2 separate regions of the Homo sapiens genome follow, and region 1 is linked to region 2. Evidence: chromatin loops called from intact Hi-C (ENCODE). Cell type or tissue: HCT116. All regions are shown on one strand.

Region 1 (2,500 bases), 1.6 Mb after region 2:
AAGCAGGAAGGCCTCCACTCCAGGCCTGTGGCTCCATGGCCAGTGCAAGCCCTGCTGTCACTCAAACTCCTCCTCTGAAATTGGGTGTGTGCAGGTTGCAGTGAGTACTCAGAGGAGGGAAAAGTGAAAGTGGGGGTGTCAGGGAAGGCTTCCTGGGAGAAGAGAGCCTGAACTAACTGTAGAAAGGCGAGAAGTTAGCCAGATGTCCAAGGGTTACAAGAGTAGGGGTGGAATGAGGGAAGCAGGAACAGGAAGAATGATATTTCAGACAGAAAGTGATTTGGATCTGAGGATAGCAGGTGTGCAAATGTGCATGCCCCATTCAGATCTGCCAGGAAGATTAGGATCTTCTTTACCAGCCCCACACTATTGTGTACTGGGGAAGCCAAGGTTTGCCTTGAACAATACACACGTCTTTTCTCCTTTCAGTCTCCTTTCAGACTGAATACTCAGACCTTTTGGAGTTGAACTCCCTCATGTGGCTGCTTTCCATAGACTCAGAAAATTCAGTGTCTCCAAGATCTGTCTTTCTGAGCTCTGTCTGATCTCCCTTCTTCTCCCCAAGATGCCTTCTGTGTATCTGGGTAAATGAGGGCCCTTACTGTATCCCTGAAGTTGGGTGGTGGGTGGGGGGGCCTTCATATACCTGGGTCCTCTGGCCCTTTGCTGTTCCCACTGAAGAGAGGGGCATCTGCTCCTGGCAGTGGACCTGAGAGGTATGACTGTTCCATGTGGCATCCTGCGATAATGTGCTGCCAAGTTGGCTACATCATTTGCAGGGCCCTATGCAAAATAAAAATGTAGAATCTCTCATTCAAAAGGCAGGAAAAAAGTACTACTAAAGAACCTAAAATATAAAACATTTTCCTTTCTTCTGGTTTTTCTCTCTTGATTTGTTGTGGTGTTTTCTTTTTTAGTTGTTGAGATGGAGTCTCGCTCTGTCACCTCCTGGAGGCTGGAGTGCAGTGGCATGATATTGGCTCACTACAACCTCCGCCTCCTGGGTTCAAGCGATTCTCCTGCCTCAGCCTCTCAAGTAGCTGGGATTACAGGTGCTCGCCACCACACCTGGCTAATTTTTGTATTTTTAGAAGAGAGGGGGTTTTATCATGTTGGCCACACTGGTCTCGAACTCCTGACCTCAAGTGATCCACCCACCTCAGCCTCCCAAAGTGCTGGGATTACAGGTGTGAGCCACCGTGCCCGGCCTTTTGTGGTGTTTTCTATTTGCTGTTTAATGTCATTCTAAGTAAAGAAAAAATACAATTTTATATCATTAGTAGGAATTTTACTTACTAAAACCAAGCATGGGCCCTTCTGAGCCTGAGGCCTATGCAGTTGCGCAGGTCCATGAAGCTGGCCCTGTGCACTGGCTCCTCTGCTGGAGCAGCCAAGTCCCTGCAAGTGGGCACTTCTGGCCATCCCTGGGACTCCGCCACTCCACAGGCCCTCTCAGCAACAGAGACAGTTGTCCTTCTGTATCTGTCCTTCCAATTAACACCCAATTTGTAGCTGAAGACTACATATCCCCACTTCTTTTCCAGCTGGGTATTGTCAGCTAAGTTTTAACCAATGGGATACAAGTAGATAAATGTGTACAGTTTCGGGGGGGCGGGGAGGGTCTTTTTTTTTTTTTTTTTTTTTTTGAGATGAAGCCTTGTTCTGTCGCCCAGGCTGGAGTGCGGTGGTGCTATCTCGGCTCACTGCAAGCTCCGCCTCCCGGGTTCACCCCATTCTCCTGCCTCAGCCTCCCCAGTAGCTGGGACTACAAGTGCCTGCCACCACGCCTGGCTAATTTTTTGTATTTTTAGTAGAGACGGTGTTTCACCGTGTTAGCCAGGATGGCCTCGATTCCCTAACCTCGTGATCCACCCTCCTCGGCCTCCCAAAGTGCTGGGATTACAGGTATGAGCCACCACGCCCCGCCGTAGGGTCTTTAATAAGAGGTGGAGAGGGGTGCCTTCCTCTGCTTACCTCTTCCTGGGGGCTGGATGTGGTGGACATGATGGCAGCACCCCAGCAGCCAGCTTGGACCATGTGGACGAAGGCCACACTTAGGAATGGCGGAGAGGAAAGCTCAGACACGCAAGGGTCTCTCACACTTTACCGGCACTGCATGGGCCACCTCCAGGATTTTACATGAGAAAATCCATCATGTGTACGTTCTAAGCCACCATTAAACTGGGTTTTTAGGCTACTATAAAGCCAAACCTAATCATATCTGATAAAGCACCTTTGTGTCCCCTTTGCATGGGACATAGGAAATTCTGGATCCCCCTCAAGCTACTTGGAGGCCATGGGGAGCCAGGAATGTGACCTCTGGCTCAAATATCCTGCTACGCAGCTGCCTCCAAGTGTGGCTGCAGAGCGGATTTCTGTGCCATATCTGAAGTGTCCTCCTGTGGAATTTGTCTTAGACCAGGAGTTGGCAAATTATGGGCTGGCTACCTGTGCTGTAGATAAAAGTGTTAATGGAACACAGCCACGCTCCTTCATTTAG
Region 2 (2,500 bases):
CACCATTCTACTCTCTGCTTCTGTGAGTCCTCTTTTAAATTCCACATGTAAGTGAGATCATATGGCATTTGTCTTTCTGTGTCTGGCTTATTTCACTTAGTGTAATGTCCTCCAGTTTCATTTATGTTGTTGCAAATGGCAGGATTTTCTTCTTTAAAGGCTGAATACTGTCCCATTGGAGATATATATATATATTAAATTTTCTGTATCCATGCATTTGTTAATGGACACTTAAGTTGATTCTATATCTTGGCCATTGCGAATAATTTTGCAATGAACATGGAAGTGTAGATATCTCTTCAACACACTGATTTCATTTCTTTTAGGTATATACCCCTTGGTGGGATGGCTGGATCATCCAATGGTAGTTAAGTTTTTAGTTTTTTGAGGAACCTCCGTATTGTTTCCATAATGGTTGTACTAATTCCTACAAACAGTGTGCAAAGGTTTCCTTTTCTCCACATCCTTGCCAACACTTATCTTTCATCTTTTTTTTTTTTTTATAATAACCAGTCTAACAGGTGTAAGGTGTGATAAGCTACAACATTTGACAGTTTAACATTTGACTGTAACATTTGACAGTTTAAAAGTAAACAGGCTTCCAAATTAACCCACCTTGGGAAGGTCTTATAATTCATGGTGACATCCTGTCCCTCAGTAATGAACCTTATGAGTTCCTCTAATTGTTAATGTACTAATAAAGACATACCCTACTGACACTGAAAAGGATGCTGATTTGTTTTCAAATTACAAAGTTTTACTGGTTGTCTTGTACATAGACATTTTAGCCTATATGTTGCAATCTGTATCCAATTATTGTAACTTTTATATTGTACTCGCCAATGAAAAAGGACAACTCCTATGAGTAGTCCCCCTCCCTTCTCCTAAATTTTCCTACAAAAGCCTTCTAACTTGTAACGGACTCTGGAACCCTCCCAATTTTGTTGGTGTGTCTTCCTGGGTTGATCCTCACATTTGGCTTCCAAAGTAACTTTATCAAATTATTTCTGCCTTAAGAACCTTAATTTCAGTCAACATTCTGTTATAATCAGCAGGATTCCAGAGCAACTTCCCTGGATCATCCAATGTGGCTTTTGACCATTATGCATGTACCAGTAATGAACCTATTGTGTTCCCAAATTTAAATGCTCCTGCTGGGTGCTACAGATGGGTTCCTCCTGGAACCCTCACATCTTGGCTGAAGTTCTGGTTTATTGAAGCTAGTTTCCTCCCTGGCCAGGAGGTACAATGACTCTTTCAGCACAAGAGTTACTGCTACCAATTCAAGGGAAGGGTTTTATTGGGAATTTTAGGGCAGAATAAAATAGGAGCTCAGTGAATTGTTTCCCTGGAGGCTAGGTGAGACAATCTTTCCTTAGTTTTCTCCTTCTCAATCACATGAGGGCACTCTTGCTCCAAAGATGAGACATTTACTCCCTCTGGCCAAACTGTTCACTTTTTGCTCAGCTTGTAGGCTTTAGAAGGACTGATCATCTCTTGCCCCGAGCATCCCGACCCTTCTTTGGAGGTGACTTGGGAGTCCAAGACACATAAGAACTCTTTTCAGCCCATTGTATGAAATCCCCAGAGGAAAGATTCATAGTCAGCACACCTGACCCCTTATAGAGCTTGTCTTGCTCAAAGCAGCCAGGAAAATGCATCCAGACTGAAGGTATACCACCTCTGTTGACACTAGCTGGTTTCATGTTGTTTTACTTGCAAGTACTTGGATAAGTGGACCCATCTAACCCAGGATGGTCATCAGCAGCAGTGGCCAAAATGGGGATGTTTTGAAAATGCCTAAAATAATTTATCTGTGCACACAAATGGAAAAAGTTGGTTTTGGAGCCAGATTGAATGGGAGACTTACTTCCAACAGCACCTAGAAGCTTCTAAAAGAAATTCTTTGAAAAAAAAAAATGCCTCCATTCAAGAGGTAAACAAAAGGATATTTAAAACCATTCAAACCATTGTACATTAGTTGAAAAATACTTAGAAGGCTCTCTCCCTTTCTTCCCCATGGCTCCTCCTTGTCTACCCCTGTTCTTTCATCTTCTCTCTTATATGAACTCATTCCCTTCTGCTTGTTCCTTGGGCTCCCATACATCTCTTAGGCAGAGATTTTTGGAATTTCACAATGGACTCATTTACTTCTTTCAAGGGAGTTAAAATGTATTTAAATTTAAAACAGAAGGAGCAAATGGAACAACTGCAGAATGAGAATGAAACTACTGAGATTCTAAAAATACAGATCCAACAAGTTTTTTCTAAAGTGGTACTAATGATCAACACATTTTATGGTTTATTGCTAGCTTTGCCAAACCATTTGTGGTCTTCCATATACATTAGTAAAATACATACAGCCACCTCCATTAAAGTGGAAGTAAACCTGATTAAACCTTTTACCAAATATCAGATAATACTCTTTAAATGTGCTGCTAGACCTCACAGTCCCTTGCAGATATAAAACTTCACTGGCCTTTTAGAAAACTTAAATTAT

What was found. A loop is a pair of places that touch in the nucleus more often than their neighbours do. Peaks named below come from ENCODE experiments on the same cell type or tissue, not always from the same donor. Only the 100,000 strongest peaks of a DNase experiment are listed, where the experiment ranks them.
Region 1: a loop joins it to region 2, with 10 times the contacts of the local background. A loop is called at or near these places in 2 of 110 quality-filtered maps.

Annotation. Positions count from the first base shown.
Region 1 is chr3:134,299,308-134,301,807 of GRCh38, forward strand. No RefSeq gene overlaps it. Among named protein-coding and RNA genes, the nearest start is that of LINC02004, 13 kb to the right of the region's middle. In HCT116, a CTCF peak has its summit at 1,397; no DNase peak of the experiment used is centred here.
Region 2 is chr3:132,729,874-132,732,373 of GRCh38, forward strand. All of the region lies in intron 2 of NPHP3-AS1 (NPHP3 antisense RNA 1), which reads left to right. Among named protein-coding and RNA genes, the nearest start is that of NPHP3-ACAD11, 8.7 kb to the left of the region's middle. In HCT116, a CTCF peak has its summit at 1,401; a DNase peak (open chromatin) is centred at 1,435; H3K27me3 peaks cover 1,876 bases.